Linked DNA regions of Homo sapiens: region 2 is linked to region 1. The links are chromatin loops, found by intact Hi-C in ENCODE. Cell type or tissue: HCT116. All regions are shown on one strand. Each heading gives the region's core, and the rest is flanking DNA. Links, peaks and the distances in the headings are about the cores only. Region 1 holds the start of LOC101929777 (a long non-coding RNA gene). Region 2 overlaps NSF (N-ethylmaleimide sensitive factor, vesicle fusing ATPase).

Region 1 (8,280 bases), core at 1-8,000:
ATCCTGGCTAACACGGTGAAACCCCGTCTCTACTAAAAATATAAAAAATTAGCCGGGCGTGGTGTCGGGCACCTGTAGTACCAGCTACTCGGGAGGCTAAGGCAGGAGAATGGCATGAATCCAGGAGGCGGAGCTTGCAGTGAGCCGAGATCACACCACTGCACTCCAGCCTGAGAGACAGAGTGAGACTCCATCTCAAAAAGAAAGAAAGAAAGAAGGAATGAAGGAAGGAAAGAAAGGAAAGAGAGAGAGAGAAAGAAAGAAAGAAAAGAAAGAAAGAAAGAAAGAAAGAAAGAAAGAAGAAAGAAAAAAGAAAGAAAGAAGAGAAAGAAAGAAAGAAAGAAAGAAAGAAAGAAAGAAAGAAAGAAAGAAAGAAAGAAAGAAAGAAAAGAGAAAATGTGGCACATATACACCATGGACTACTATGCAGCCATGAAAAAGGATGAGTTCATGTCCTTTGCAGGGACACGGATGAAGCTGGAAACCATCATTCTCAGCAAACTATCACAAGGATAGAAAACCAAACACTGCATGTTCTCATAGGTGGGAACTGAACAATCAGAACACATGGACACAGGGCAGGGAACATCACACACTGGGGCCTCTTGGCGGGGGGGACTGGGGGAGGGAGAGCATTGGGAGAAATGCCTAGTGTAAATGATGAGTTGATAGGTGCAGCACATCAACATGGCACATGTATACCTATGTAACAAACCTGCACATTGTGCACATGTACCCTAGAACTTAAAGTATAATAAAAAAACATATATATATATATAAAGAATTTACAGCCTGTGCATGGCAGTCATGGCTGCCTTGACGCCTGCGTTGTGCCACAGCCATACAGCTTTGGGGCCCAGTGGCAGCTACCATACAACCTGATGCAAGTGTCTGAGAAAAAAGTGGACACCACGCCAGTGCTGCCTGGACCCGCCAGGGGCTAAGAGTGCCAAGGGTCAGGTACCCACAGCTGGTCCCATTGGCAGTGGCCACAAGGACAGAGTGTATGCTGGGTCGCATGGCCACAAACATATTAGCATGAGTTCAGAGCTAATAGAATAAGCATTCCATAAACATAACAATCATCTTTGAAACTCTTGGAAATTCACTTAAAATTCTTTAGAGGCCAGGTGCGGTGGCTCACGCCTGTAATCCCAGTACTTTGGGAGGCCGAGGCGGGCGGAACTCCTGAGGTCAGGAGTTCGAGACCAGCTTGGCCAACATGGTGAAAGTCTGTCTCTACTAAAAATACAAAAATTAGCTGGGCATGGTGGCGGGCGCCTGTAATCCCAGCTATTCAGGAGGCTGAGGCAGGAGAATGGCTTGAACCCGGGAGGAAGAGGTTGCAGTGAGCCAAGATCACTCCACTTCACTCCAGCCTGGGCGACAGAGTGCGACTCCGTCTCAGAAAACAAAACAAAATTCTTTAGAAAAGAAAACAAGCCCCTGGAAACCATTTTATATGGTGAGTAATCCCCTCTCTGTGCACAGGCCTCTATGCCAAATTATCTGTTTTTGTAAACCCGGATTTTTATGGACTGCATCTGCTTGAAGGCTGATATATGCTTATTAAAACAACCCAAATTATCTATGACATTTTACATATACGTGGATGTGTGTGTATATGTACTTTTTAAATTTTATTTTTAATTTTTAAAATTAATTAATTTATTTTGAGACAGGGTCTCGCTCTGTCGCCCAGGCTGGAGTGCAGTGGCGCCATCATGGCTCACTGCAGCCTTGACCTCCCAGGCTCAAGCGATCCTCCTGCCTTAGCCTCCTGAGAAGCTAGGATTATGGGCGAATACCACCATGCCCAGCTAATTTTTTCATTTTTTGTAGAAATGGGGTCTCAGTATGTTGCCCAGGCTGGTCTTGAACTCCTGGGTTCAGGTGATCCTCCTGCCTTGGCCTTCCAAAAAGTTGGGATTACAAGCATAAGCCACCACACCTGGCCTGTGATTTTTTTTTTTTTTTTTAAGGCAGGCCCCGTTCTATCTCTTCTGATCCACTGACCCACTCGGCTGTTCCTCACTTCTCCTTCCTTCCCTCCCCACCTTACCACCAATTATGTGATCCTGTTTCCACAGGGATGGCAAGAGCCTGAATTTTCAGCCAGATGTCTCAGAGAGAAAACAGTAGGGCCAGTGACACAGAGAAGGCTTTTGCTGTCTGTTGCCCCTCCCATGACTTCTGGGAGAAGTGAAGAGGGGGCAGAAAATGCAAAAGGTTCCTCCACCCCCTCAACACAGGGGTTGGAGCAATGGCCTAAAGTTGTCCCAGTACCTGCTCACTCCCTTGGGTGGAGAAAGACGGTGATGTACACGTGGAAAACGCCACCCACCCATGAAGCCCCTCTGAGTGATTTAGAAAGAGGTCCCTCCTCCTCCAGGCACTTTTTTCCCAACTGTCAGAAAACAATCACTGCAAATATGGCCGTGATGTGCACAGTGTCCTCATATGTGGTGTAACCTTTTGCAGTGCACAACATGCACAATTGTGCATATCAGCCCTGAAGGCATATACCAGGTCAGTCCTCTGCCTGGTGAGTGGGAAACTAAATCCCACTGACCATGAGCCATCCCTCCAAACCTTCCCCCAGGCACATTCCCAGCAGGGGCATCACCACCTTCCTGTGTTCCCAGCCTCAGTCCTTTGGAGTCACCCCAGACTCTCTGGGTTCACATCCCACCTCTAGCGTTTATTAGGACTATGACCTCGGACAGGTCACACAGCCTCCCTGGGCCACAAGTCCCTTATTTGTAAAACGAGGGTGGCAGCGGCAGCTCTTGCATGGGGTTCTAGTGAGGATTCGATGGGGAAACAAATGTCATACAGCAAGATGGTGGCCTGGTGCTTGCTGATTCCCCAACATCAGTCCCACCCTCCAGTCCCCCAAATATTCTCCCATTTATACTCCAAATTCTGCCTAAGAAGCATCTGCATTTGGCTCCATGAGTAGGTTATCAGGCCAGCCTTGTCACTGCAGGTGGAGTTTGGTTACATAAGTAAAGGGATGAAGGGGGCAAAACAAATATCATGTGAAATACTTGCAAGGTTCAGCCAGGCACGGTGGCTCACGCCTGTAATCCCAGCACTTTGGGGGGCCGCGGCGGGCAGATCACGAGGTCAAGAGATCAAGACCAGCCTGGCCAACATGGTGAAACCCCATCTCTACTAAAAATACAAAAATTAGCCTAGCATGGTGGCGAGTGCCTGTAGTCCTAGCTACTTGGGAGGCTGAGGCAGGAGAATTGCTTGAACCTGGGAGGTGGAGGTTGCAGTGAGCCGAGATCACGCCACTGCACTACAGCCTGGGCGACAGAGCGAGACTCTGTCTCAAAAAAAAGAAAAAAAGAAAAAGAAATACTTGCAAGGGTCCTATGCTGAGTTCTTCCTAAAGCAAAGGGTTCATTTACAAACCAAAATTGTAATCCCCCAAATTCTTTATTCACACATCTAGCTTTTTAAAAATAATTCCAGGGAGTTACTAAGCAGCATACTTGTGTGTCAACAGGACACAGGTCACCTGGTGGCTTCCAACCAAGACATCACCCCATGACCCTGGCCAACCCTGCTCACCTCCAGCCTGGCTTGCCAGGAAGGCCAGTCACTTTCTCCACAGTGGGTTTCATTTTATCAATGAATTTCCCAACATGCGGCATATTTAGCAAGTGAGAGGCACTGTGCTGATTCATTTCATTATCCTACTTATTTCTCCCAACTGCTTCAGAAATTGACATTACAATGATCACCTTGGACTGTTTCTAATCATCGACATTTACAATGTGACATACTTTTCTTCCTCTTATCAGTGTAAAAAAACACAAAGATATTCAAAGTGCTTACTTGTTTTTTGCCCTTGAAACCCCATTTCACATAGAAGCATGAAGAACCATCTCCACTTTCCTTCTGGGTCCATGAAAAGAGAAAGCATCCCTAGAAACCAGGCTTCATGAATGAAGTTCAAAAAACAGCAGTTCCAAGGAATGCAATTATGTCCCTGCAGCCCTGGATTTCCCTGGGAGCCCCAGTTGAATTCCAATATCACTTCCTCCGCACTCTTTTGGCTGCTTCCTTGGAAAGGGGGTAAGGGTTCAATATCAGGCGAATTTTAAGATCTGTGGTGAGGTGTTATTAATTGCCCCGCCACCACCACAACCGAGACACACACACACACACACACACACACACACACACACACACGTCAGCGTCTCTCCAGCTGCTGTTCCTGGGAGCCCCAGCAGGTGGCACTATGACCCTGACCATCCTCGCAGGCCCCATCCAGAATGTGTGGGCACAATAACTTTAAGGTCCAGGGTCTCCCAGGGGCCCAGAGGCAGGATCTCACCTCTGAGGAGCCCCACCAGGAGAGTCCTGTCCCAGAGAGAAGGGCCGGGTCTCCTGTCTCCACTCTTCTTTAGTGAAGGTAGCTCAACTTCCTGGTTAAGAAGCTAGGCAGGGGTGCAGAGGTGGGGAGTGAAGGGGGCTGAGGGGGCGCAGGCCCTCCTCCCTTCCCTCCAACCCAGCTGGATCTGTTCCTCATTGCATTAGGAGATGTATTCTCCCAACCCTTAACAACTCATCCCTAACCCACCTGACCACCAGCCCTGAGCTTTGGGGACAAATCTTGGCAACTGCTGAGGGCCACTGTAGGTCAGGAATGACTACACTGATGAGAAGCTAGAAGGCACAAAGGAGGAGGGGTAAGTCAGGGAGGCTTCCTGGAGGAGGTGAGGGTGGACCTAAGAGATTAACTCATGGTCACCTCATTAAGAATAAGGGAGACTGGGCTGGGCGTGGTGGCTCATGCCTGTAATCCCAGCACTTTGAGAGGCCGAGGTGGGTGGATCACGAGGTCAGGAGATCGATACCATCCTGGCTAACACGGTGAAACCCTGTCTCTAATAAAAATATTAAAAATTAGCTGGGCGTGGTGGCGGGTGCCTGTAGTCCCAGCTACTCGGGAGGCTGAGGCAGGAGAATGGCGTGAACCCGGGAGGCGGAGCTTGCAGTGAGCCGGGATTGTGCCACTGCACTCAAACCTAGGCAACAGAGTGAGACTCTGTCTCAAAAAAGAAAAAAAAGAATAAGGGACAACATGGCAAGACCTCATCTGTCTACTAAAAATAAAAAAAAATTAGCCAGGTGTGGTGGTGTGTTCCTGTAGTGCCAGCTACTCAGGAGGCTGAGGTGGGAGGATCACTTGACCCCAGGAGATGGAGGCTACAGTGAGCACTGATCGCACTACTGCGCTGCAGCCTGGACAACAGAGCGAGATCCTGTCTCCAGAAAGAAGAAGAAGGAGAAGGAGAAGGAGAAGAAGAAGAGAGACTGAGGGCCAATCTAGGGAGTTTGATGCTGCCTGGGGGAGGAACACTGACAGGTGAGCTCAATGGCCATTTTTTGGAATGCTTCTGGGGGTAAGGTGGGCCTCCAGAGACTCTTCCCTGAACAAGCTAGAGAAACAGAAGCCACAGACTCTAAGAGTATATTAGCGTGGGGGAAGCCCTTGAGGAGCTGGCCAGGGGTTCTGAAGGAATAACAGGGGTGCTGAGTTGTGAGAGGGCAGAGGGAACCTTCCAGGTTAAAACTGGCTCCTCTGCATGGGGGAGGGGTGTGACAGAGGACAGGGAAGGGGAGGAGGCAGGCGAGAAGGACCAAGCCTGTGCCCAGCCTCAGGGACAGGGCTGAGCCCCTACCTACAGCCCAGGAGGTATATTTGCTTGCTAGAGTTGACCGTTCTTGAGATGAAATCAGGGGCAAGCCAGCGAGAGGAGCTTTCCACTCAAGGAGCTCCGTACCCCCTGTTGTAAAGCCCAGCCATGCCTCGGCAGGCCTAGCAGAACTTGCCAGGTGCCCTAGTGGGCTCCTTGGTGGCCTAACTCTCCATCTCCTAATGCGCGCCCTCCCCAGCAGCCTGCCCTCTCCCAGAGGCAGAACCCAGAAGGCCTCCCTCCTGCGATCAGACCCAGGCACCACCTGCTTCTCCAGCCACTGCCCAGGACACCACTTCCCCCTGAGAGTTGGCAAATCCGTCGTTTTGGTTACCACCTCATGGAGATTCAGCCCCTCTGGAAGTAAGACATTTTCTTTTTTTATTTTTTGAAACAGGGTCTCACTCCATCGACCAGGCTGGAGTGTAGTGGTGCCATCCTAGCTCACTGCAACCTCAAATGCCTGGGCTCAAGCAATCCTCTCCCCTCAGCCTCCCGAGTAGCTGAGACTGCAAACACATGCCACCACACCTGACTTAGTTTTAAATTTTTGCAGAGACAGGGTCTCACTATGTTGCCCAGGTTGGTCTCAAACTCTTGGCCTCAAGTGATCCTCCTGCCTCAGACTCCCAAGATGCTGGGATTACAGGTATGAGCCATTCTTGATACCTGGGATGGGACATGGTCCAGAATGGGGACAGGAAAGACTCCAGAACTAGCAGAACCACACACTCCAGCCAGAAAAAGAGGCGAAGGAAGTTGAAGGAAAAGCAAGCCTCCCGATCAGGAGCCCCCAGCAGTTTCTAGCAGGCAGACTGGCTCACTTCTTCCCCGGGCAGGCCTGTTTTCCAGGACGCTCACTCACGTGGGAAACAGCTCAGTGCACACATGCACTGAGTCAAAGCTTTCTTGGAAGATACAGTGATTTCTTGATTTTGTTAGAACTGACTCACACACACCCTCACTCACTCCATGAGCCAGGGAAGCAGGGCTGCCCACCACACTGAGCAGGAGACTGGGGTTTGAGTTTGAGCTCAGGTCGGCCTCCAGCAGTGTCTCGGAAAGCTCAGAGAGAAGTCAGGCAGTGAGGTGACCAGATGGGGAGTCGGGGTGGGTTGGCTGTCCCTTCCTCCCTAACACTCACCTTCTGATTCTTCTTAGAGGGCTGGTAAGGCTCCCAGGACTGGCATTCAGGCCTTGGCATGCCAGAGGATCAAAAGAAACTGCCCGTCCTTTCATGCAATTGATACAAGAAGCAACAGAAATTGCAGCTTGCTTTCAGTGGGACGTTAGAACTTGTGGAAGGAGCCATCACCCAGGGAGCTCAGCTGAAGCGTCAGGGCTCAGGCCCAGCTTCCACGCACATGCTGCTTCCCGGTTTGCTGACGTCCTCTGTGCTGAGAGCACCATGTCACTCCTCAGCTGACATCACTCTGGATTGGCAGCCAGGGCCATGAGCTCGTTTTGTCAACAACCCTCCCCCTCTTTTTGCTCTTTCCTGGCTGTGTGGTGGACTCTTCAGGGACACAGCAGTCACTGCGCTGCAGGGACAGTCCCCAAGTGCCAAGGCACAGCCTAAAGGGGCCTGTTCCCACCATGGCATCCGTGACAAGAACCAGGAGCCAGAATGCAGGTTTCTGGGACTTGTCAGCTCCCTTCTGAGTGCCCTGTTGAGGATTCCTAGAAGTCCAGACACCTCACCCCCCTAACCTGGATGGACCACGCAGAGCCAATAGGAATACTTTTCTGTGGACGTGCCATGTTGGAATCCCAGATCTCCCTGCCCTGCCAGCCCCTGCCAGCTTCCTGGGGACCCAACTGGTGAGTTTCACCCCCAAAGTGGCTGCGACATTGGAAGGCCAGGGCCACCCCTGCCTTTTCCATTGCTCGGCAGCTCAATCGTTCATCCATAATCCCCAGGCGTGGAGGCAGGGCTGGGGGCTCAAGGGGCTCTCGGTGCAGCGGCAGGGGCGGGGGCAGGGGCTCCCCTAACTGCAGAGGCTAGCCTTACACACCCAGCAACACATGTCCCCCTTTATGGCCCGGGCTTTCTCTCGGTGCTTAAAGCCAACTGTGAAAAGAGCAGGGCTGATTCTGGCTGCCTGGCCGTTTCCTGGCAACAGGCCTGGCAGGAGGTCTTTCTTTCTCCCCCCAACCTCCCTTCTCTCCTCCACCACCCCCCTCTCTCTTTTCCCCCCTGTGTCTTGTGTTGTGTATCATTAAAACTTCCCTCCCAGCCACTTCGCAGCCAACAACCAGGCCCTTCTGGGGCTAGTTCCCTCCGGGCAGCTCAGCCGGCCCGGGGTGGGGGCTCCGAGGGGTCAAGGCCCCCAGAGAGGAGGCTTTGTGTTCTGGAACCAAGGCTTAAACTCAAGTTGGCAACCTTTGGCACGTTTGTGAGGGGCAGCCACCAGCACCCCCTCTGCAGGCACCTCTTCCTTCTCTGTCTTCCTCCCCCACCTTTCAGGGTCTCGGTCTCTTCCTTTAGTGCCTGGAGCCTGCCAATAGTGCCACTGGGCACTGCCCAAAACCACGCGGGCCTCACGAGGCTGGGCATGGACAA
Region 2 (8,331 bases), core at 59-8,058, 100 kb after region 1:
TGGCTCACACCTGTAATCCCAGCACTCTGGGAAGCTGAGGTGGGTGGACTGCTTGAGCCCAGGAGTTTGAGACCAGCCTGGGTAACATGGCAAAACCCTGTCTATACAAAAAATATAAAGATTAGTCAGGTGTGGTGGTGTGCACCTGTTGTCCCAGCTACTCCAGGGGCTGAGGCGGGAGGATCAATTGAGCCCAGGAGGTAAAGGCTGCAGTGATTGAGACTGCGTCACTGCACTCCACCCTGGGCAACACAGCAAGATCCTATCTCTAATAATAATAATAATAATAATAATAATAATAATAATAATAATATGCTAATTTTAGCATACATAAATCCTTCACCTTCTCTCTCCATTGCTGCAGCGCTTGAATTCCTTAGCATGGCACAATGGCCCTGACTAAATCTCCCTTTTACTCATCTTTCAAGACCAGGATCCGAAACTACTATTTGTGAATGATTTGCACATCTTCTCAGGTAAAATGGACCACACTTTCCTTTATGTTCCACTGGAACCACGTAACATATAAAACCTAACTCTATGCATCATGTTTTCACATCTTTCTCCCACCCTGGATTGTGACAGGGACACCAGTTAGCTTCTGCATGGATCAGAAAACACACACACACACACACACACACACACACACGCACACACACCCTAGGTGAACAAATTAGAAAAAAGCAATCATCTGGGTGAGTGCAGCCACCCTTGCTTCCTTCCCCAAGCCCCAGCACCTCGTATGAGCTAAAAGGCACCCTCTTCCTCTTGTTCAGCGTTAGGGTTGCTAGAGAAATACCTGAGTATAAGTCTGACCAAAATATGGGATATGCTGATGCTAAAAAATTATGTGATGTTTTTCTGAAATTTAAATTTAACTAAGTATCCTATATTCCTATCTGCTAAATCTGGTAACCTTACTCAGGGCAGATTCAGTCCCAAACCAGGGTGGACTCCTTGGTGGGCAGCATGTGGGCTGGATGTTAACCTTCATTTGCTACTTGACCTGTGCCCACCTTGTGCACAAACTTCACAATTGAACAGTGTTCTTGGACTATGAGCCATCTGAGGGCAGGTACAATGTCTTATTCATCTTTTTATCTCTATACTGAGAAGGATTTCTTAAATGTACATCTAATAAAAGCAGATGTTCCTTAAAGAAATGTTTTAAACTTCTATGTCAAAAGAAATATTTTTGGTGAAAAAGAAACTTCCGATCTCCTTTCAATGAAGCTTAAGACAATCGTTACCATCTACCTTGGTCAACTTTAGTCACACTGGCATTCAACCATGGTAAGTTTAGATGGGGAGCATGGCACTGAGCCAAGTGCCAGGTGGGTTTCCCAGGACAACTGTGAGAGTTAGGAGGCACTTGCACACTTTTACTCCAAAACCCACAGCATATTTCAGATATTCAATTAAATCTTAAGTCATAAAAAGAACAAGGTTAAAAATATATTATACATAGACAAGCTTAGATACAAAGGTAGTCTCATTTAACCCTAGTGGTTAGCAGCAAATTAGTACCAAAGCAATGGAATTAAGGAATTTTTGACAGTTATACTGCTAAGTTAAAAATAATTGTATACACATTTTTTATTTTTTCCTGATTATCAAAGTAACATATGCTTATTGTAGAAAATCTATAAAGTACAGGAAACAATAAAGCAAAATAAAAAAGAAATCACCTATAATCCTACCATCCAAGATTAACAGGGTAAGGAGTAGAGGGAGGGCCAGGGCTTCTGGCCATTGTGAGATCCCCAAGGACACAGGAAATCTCCAAAGATCTGCATTCTTGTTTCTGGGACAGAAAGGTAGGAAAGAAACTGTGAAGCACCACTTTGTTGCACCATGAGTTAGGAGAAAAGGGGAACTTCAGCCACAAGCAACAGGTGGTGGCAGGGAAAGGAAGCAGGTGGGCCAGTCCCTGGAGGCTGAAGACAAGTGTGACCTGGTGGTGGCCTACTGATCTTGGCAATTCCTGTCTCCACTTCCTACTTCTTTCTACAACAGGAATCCCTAATCCCCAGACAAGAGTATTTGTCTTAGGATGTAGGAAGCTTCTAAATTTCAGTGAATGAGAGATGGGGAAGCAGGTTTCTTTTCCCAGTACTGCAAATGAGGGAAGTTGGGTTCAGGCATTCCAAAGTGGGAGCTCTGAACTCACTTCCTATGGAAACTTCCTCTATATAGCAGTTATTATACGTTCTTCAGTTTTCCTATCTTACAAGCTGAAAAGGTTCTGTGGACTATCCAAAGGCAATTCTTTTTTTGAGACAGAGTCTCACTCCATCCACCCAGGATGGAGTGCAGTGGTACAATCTCAGCTCACTGCAAACTCCGCCTCCTGGGTTCAAGCAATTCTCCTGCCTCAGCTTCCCGAGTCGCTGGGATTACAGGTGCACACCACCACGTCGAGCTAATTTTTGTATTTTTAGTAGAGATCGGGTTTCACTATGTTGGCCATGCTGGTTTTGAACTCCTGACCTCAAATGATCCACCTGTCTCAGCCTCCCAAAGTGCTGGGATTACAGGCATGAGCCACTGCGCCTGGACAGCTCATGTAGTCCACCAGTTTACAAAGGGCTTCACTACACATTATCTTAGCTGACCCTCAACAGAGTAGGTAACACATGAGGAATTATCTCTATTTTACAGATGAAGAAATAGACACCAAGAAATTAAGGGACGTTCAAGGCTATAATGCCAGATGATATCTGAGCTAAGACATAGGTTTCTTTTTTTTTTTTTTAAACCTCAAGTTCAATACAAAGAGTAAGTTCTACAGAAAGGGTGCTCTTAACTAGAGTCATGGCACCCATGGACTACTACGACGTTATAATCCCCACCTTTCAAAAGCTAATGTAATGCCACAGTAACTTATTTAAGGCAATGGATCTGGAAGAATACATTCTAGCAATGAAAAAATATTTCGTCTCAACACTATTAGCATTTCTCTGATGATTAAAATTTAGATATTTAATTTTGAGTTATCAGAAAATGGCATATATATCTTATAATTTATTCTGGTATTAATATCTACTATAGATGTGCTCTACCAAAACCAAAACAAAACCCTATTTTGAAAATTTGATTTTATTCAGCAGATATCTGTAGCAATGTTTTATAAAATAATTTACTTCACTGTTTTTTGTTGGTTTTGTTTTTAGAGACAGAGTCTTGCTCTATCACTCAGGCTAGAGTGCGGTGGTAAGAATCAGCTTCCTGCGGTCTTGAACTCATGGGCTCAAGCGATCCTCCTGCCTCAGCCTCCTGAATAGCTGGGTCTACGGATGCTCACCACCACATTCGACTAACTTTTTTTTGTAAAGACTGGTCTTACTATGTTGCCTAGGCTGGTCTCGAACTCCTGGCCTTAAGCAATCTTCCTGCCTTGGCCTCTCAAAGTGCTAGGATTACAGGCGTGAGCCACAATGTCTGGCCTATTTCACTGTTTTTGATACATTTGAAATTAATCTACATATATATGTACTATATATATATGTTCTTTAATACTGTCTATCTATGTAGTCCACAGGTTTACAAAGGGCTTCACTAGGCATTATCTTAGTTGATCACTATACATTCACTATACATTATCTTTCTGTCCAGAAAACAAGAACACAGATCTCTGGAAATTTCCTTTGTCCTCAGAGATATGTATATATACACACACACATGTTCAATCTACAAAGGACTTTCCAAGAAAATCTACTATACTAAGCAAAGTATACCTAAAGAGAGTATTATAAATATAGTAGGTATCTAATGTCACTGACTTACTAAGAAGGCCACTAAACTGTCAAGCATCATTTTTTTTTTTAGATAAAAGAAATGAAGCCCAATGCAAAAGTCACCACATCAGTGGATTAAAATTAATGTGTCTGGCAAAATGACTAAGCCTCTTTCCTAAAGTGGTTATATATCTTATTGAGTCATATCATAGTCATTAGCCAGAGTTAATTTTGAACAAATAGATGGAGAGATACTCATGTTTAGGCCTGCATGATTTGGAGTCTCTTCCATTATCTGCTTATTTCACTAAAGCAACCCAAAGCCTAAAGAGTTGCTTAATATTATCAAGATACCAAGATGTCCTATAACCATATCTGAAGTAAGACTGCTAAGATGTCATGTAAGGACTACATGAAAGCAATGTTGTCTAGAGACTGCTGATGTTAAAAACAAAACTCATGCAGAAACAAGTGTGTCTACCCAAGTCCCCATCCTGAGAATGCTGACAGTTTCTTATTGGTCCACACCTTAGGTCCTCCAAGCTTTAAGCTGTATTTCTCTCTTATTAGGTAATATTCCTAGGTGTCAGAGCAGCGAGGAAGTTACTATTCTCAACAACATCATAAAATTTAGCCAGAACACTAATAACTGTTAGGTCTGAGTTCTACTTCAGTAATACTGCTATGACGTTGGAGTGGTAATTCTTCTTTTGTAAAAGTTTAAAGTTTCCAAAGAGTTTTCCAATCGTTGAGCTTCAAATGAGTTATACCTGGACTAAGATATCAATTCCTGCCAGCTGTTGGGAAGGCTAGAGCCCTGGCCAGTTGTGAGTGGCCTCATCCACTTACCCAAGTGTATCATCAGATGTTATCATTTTGTATGCACCATAATCTAAAAAGGTTGGGAAGCACTGAACTGAGGAAGGATTGCTCCTCCATAAATTACGAGGCTACCCTGTTACATACAGATGAGGTTTTCCAATTTGATGCACAAAAGTGTCAAACCCAGCATTAAACAGTGAGGTTAATAGGCTTAACTACTCTCACACTTGTTGAGGAAACTGGGGAATCATGTCATTTTACAGCCCAAGGAGTTCCTTTTCAGACACTCTGTCTCCCAAAAAGAAAAAAAAAAGAAGGTGGCAGAAGAGATCTATGAGGAAAAATCAAGCCACTGGTCCTGCAGGCTGCAGGAAGAGTTACCTGGCCTTACCACTCACTACCGCTTCCTCCTTGACATTAAGACCAAGGCTTTCATCCTCCTGATCTTGAAAAGCACATTCCCCTCAACTTCCATAAATCTGCAAAACTTGAAAAGAGCCCCAGTGTCATCAAGTAAAAGAGACGGCGTTAGGAATCTCACTGGAAGGAGGGGTGTCTTCAAGCCTCTCACTGCTAAGCCGGACATTTCCTAACACTGGACAAATTGTACGTCCAGCTCAGGGAGGGTGAACTGCAGTGGTCTTTTACCCTCCAAGCCAATTGTTAGCTTTTCACAGGAATCAGCAGGGAAGCACATGTGAAACCTCTGTGTGACAGTGAGCACCCCCATGCCTTGTGTGACTCTGCATGTAGATGAAGCAGGCTGGGAGCTTTCTTAGCTGCTGCTGCTGAGTTCTCAGAGAAGCCCTTTTTTCCGGCTTGGCTCCCTGCTGGGACAGCCCTTTTCAATTTTTCTATCCCCTCTCGATCTCTTCTCCTGCAGAACACAGGGAAACTTGATTGAAATAAAGACCTAGGGAACATGTTTTATTTTCTCCTGTTCAATCCATTTTAGAAAAGCTTTTAATTGGTTTTAAAAAGATGCTAAACAAAATGTGATGATGTTTTTCACTCTTCACGAACTGCAGATACCACTTTTTATACTTTCAAAGGGCTAATAAATCAATCATGAAATTAACTCTGCAGCTAAATTTAAAGCAAATCCACTGAATACCAGGTTCATTAAAAATCTATGCATTTACTTAGAAAAATTTAAAATTCAAAGAAAATTATCCTAGTAACTGAAATCTGACTTGAATTTTTAGTTCTACACTGAAAATCCAAGACCAAGGCAATCACAAAGGGAAAAAAGGAGGGCTTGGGAACCAGTTTTAATAAGCCAATTTACAAGAAGGGAGGGGGTGGTGGGGGAGGGGTGGAAGGAGAAAAGAGAATATCTGGATACATAACAACATAGTGCCCCTGAAGGGATTCTTTTATTTGAGCACGTGCACACATGCACACACAATTTTTCTGTGTGAAAGCTGGAAATACAACAAATGCAAAATTGAGGATTCTGTGACTGATATGATTACTGTAGTGTATATAAGTATAGTTCCTCCTTTTAAAGAAAAATGCTCACAACTTTTGTTTTCTTACCAGTAATAAATATTTTTCTATCACTCTATGCATTTCTACAATATTTAGCTGAATATACCTTTAATATTTAATTAAAAACATCTGAAAAAACTATATGCTAATGGTTTGACAAAGTGAATGCTTCCATTTTACAATGACTAATATTCTTAACACTTGGATCAGCCTGAAAATTTCCCCTTATTTTCTTGAGAGAATATAAACATTTTAAAAAGCAAGGTGGTATGACAAAGCACATTTTTATTTTGTTAAATACATGCCAACTAGAAATACTACAAATATTAATTTATCCTGTTACTGATTCATGTATACTGCAGGTAATCTGGCAGTCCAGGTCAGAGTCACCAAATTCAGATTAATGACCAGATGGTATTCCCTTCAGAGAGAACCCCTGCCATTTCCAATCACTAAGGCAACCACATCTCTTACTTCTTACATATTTCTATATTCTTCCTCTTCAGTCCTTAGATAAATTCACTCCATGTTCTTTTTAAATGATCCAATTCCTCTTTCTCCCAAGCTGGGCCACGTACCTTGGATGCTCACCCCTCACTTCTAACTCTATGTCTCCTTTCATCATTTAAGTAGCTCCTAAACCACTTCTAAAAAATGTAATCGCTTGAGATATGGTTCACAGAGCACACAGTTTACCCATTTAAAGTGTACAATTCAGTATTTTAGTATATTCACAGATATACACAACACCACCAAAATCAATTTTAGAGCATTTCTATCACCCCAAAAAGAAACCCCATACCCATTAGCAGTGACCCTCTCACTCTTCTCATTCTCCCCTCCCAGCCCTAGGCCATCCCAAATATATTTTCTGTCTTTATAGATCTGCCAGTCCTGGACATTTCATGTAACTGGAATCATCCAATATGTGGTCTTTTTGACTGGCTCCTTTTGCTTAGCATGTTTTCAAAGTTCATTCATGTTGTAGTATGTAATGGTACTACTTTTTTTTATTGCTGAGTAATATTCCATTATATGGATATACTAGATTTTATCAGATAAATGTTTAGTTATGAATAATGCTGCTATGAATACTCACATACAAGCTTTCATGTGGACATATGTTTTTCATTGCTTGTAGGTGTATACTTGGTGGAATAGCTGGGTTATATGGTAACTCTATGCTTAACCTCTTGAGGAACATTCTTACCAGCAGTGCATACAGGTTCCAATTTCTCCACATCTGCACCAGCGCTTGTCATTACCTGACTTTTTGATGATAGCCATTCTAGCAGGTATGCAATGAGTGGTATCTCACTATTGGTTCTGACTTGCATTTCTCTGATGACTAATGATGTTGAGTACCTCTTCTTATACTTGTTGGCCATTTGAACTTTACTTATTTTTGAATGTTTTCACTCTTATCATATCCTGTCTAAATATAAACTCCAGCAATATGAAAACACTTGAGCCCACTAAAATGAAAAGACACTGAAAAATTTTTTTTTGTTGATAAGGTATTTGTGAAGCATGTACGTATAAGCCTCTATGCCATTGGCTGTGAGATTTAAAAGCATAAGATAATGTTCCTTCCCTCAAAAATCTTACAATAAGTTTTACAACACAGAAACAATTATTCTTAAATCTTAGTGTGGCAGATCATTCGTTAATAGTTTCTGTTTATTTCTGTTAGTATCTACTTTGGATCACAAATGCTTCTCAGCCAAGGGGGTGTACCTCTGTTTAAATCAATGTGTATAGTATTTAACAATGTAAAGAACAAGAAGTATAAGATAGCACTGAAGTTAATCTTCCTTCTCCCAAGTGACTTTTAGCATAAATTATTTTCAGCTAAAAAAGAAGAACTATTTTAAGAGATAAATTTAAATGCCTAGAAAAAGTCTCACATTCTAATAGTTTTTATAATTAATATGCTGACATAAAGTTTTTTTGTGTGCATAATATATGTAGATGTTGGGGGTAATTATTTCTGTTTCAGCAACTTTAGATATATACGTTTACTTATTTATGAAAACATTGGAGGAATCATGATATATGTAGATAATTATTTCTGTTTCAGCAACTTTAGATATATACGTTTACTTACTTAAGAAAATATTGCAGGAATCAGAGAAAGGGAAAATACACTCACCTCTCTAACTTCACCCTTAGTATAAGCTAAGACTCCAATTACTAGGAATGATGGTTTATGAAAAGCTGATTTAAAAATCCTTCCACAGTACACATATGTTGCAAATCTTCAAGACTATTATAGGTTATG

What was found. Hi-C counts contacts between places; a loop is a spot of excess contacts. Peaks named below come from ENCODE experiments on the same cell type or tissue, not always from the same donor. Only the 100,000 strongest peaks of a DNase experiment are listed, where the experiment ranks them.
Region 2: it touches region 1 in a loop (5-fold over the local background); 3 of 110 quality-filtered maps call a loop at or near these places.

The regions. Positions count from the first base shown.
Region 1 is chr17:46,832,022-46,840,301 of GRCh38, reverse strand. It overlaps LOC101929777 (a long non-coding RNA gene), which reads left to right and starts at 7,200. Exons shown (of 3, transcript XR_429986.3): 1 at 7,200-7,538. It also overlaps a transcript of LRRC37A2 not described here and a transcript of WNT9B not described here. RefSeq lists enhancers at 6,654-7,301, 7,302-7,949, 7,950-8,280. In HCT116, for the core only: a CTCF peak has its summit at 4,251 (motif pointing right); a DNase peak (open chromatin) is centred at 4,241.
Region 2 is chr17:46,729,891-46,738,221 of GRCh38, reverse strand. The region is part of intron 17 of NSF (N-ethylmaleimide sensitive factor, vesicle fusing ATPase); the gene reads right to left. It also overlaps a transcript of LRRC37A2 not described here. Among named protein-coding and RNA genes, the nearest start is that of WNT3, 85 kb to the left of the region's middle. RefSeq lists an enhancer at 4,837-5,613. In HCT116, for the core only: no CTCF peak of the experiment used is centred there; a DNase peak (open chromatin) is centred at 3,865.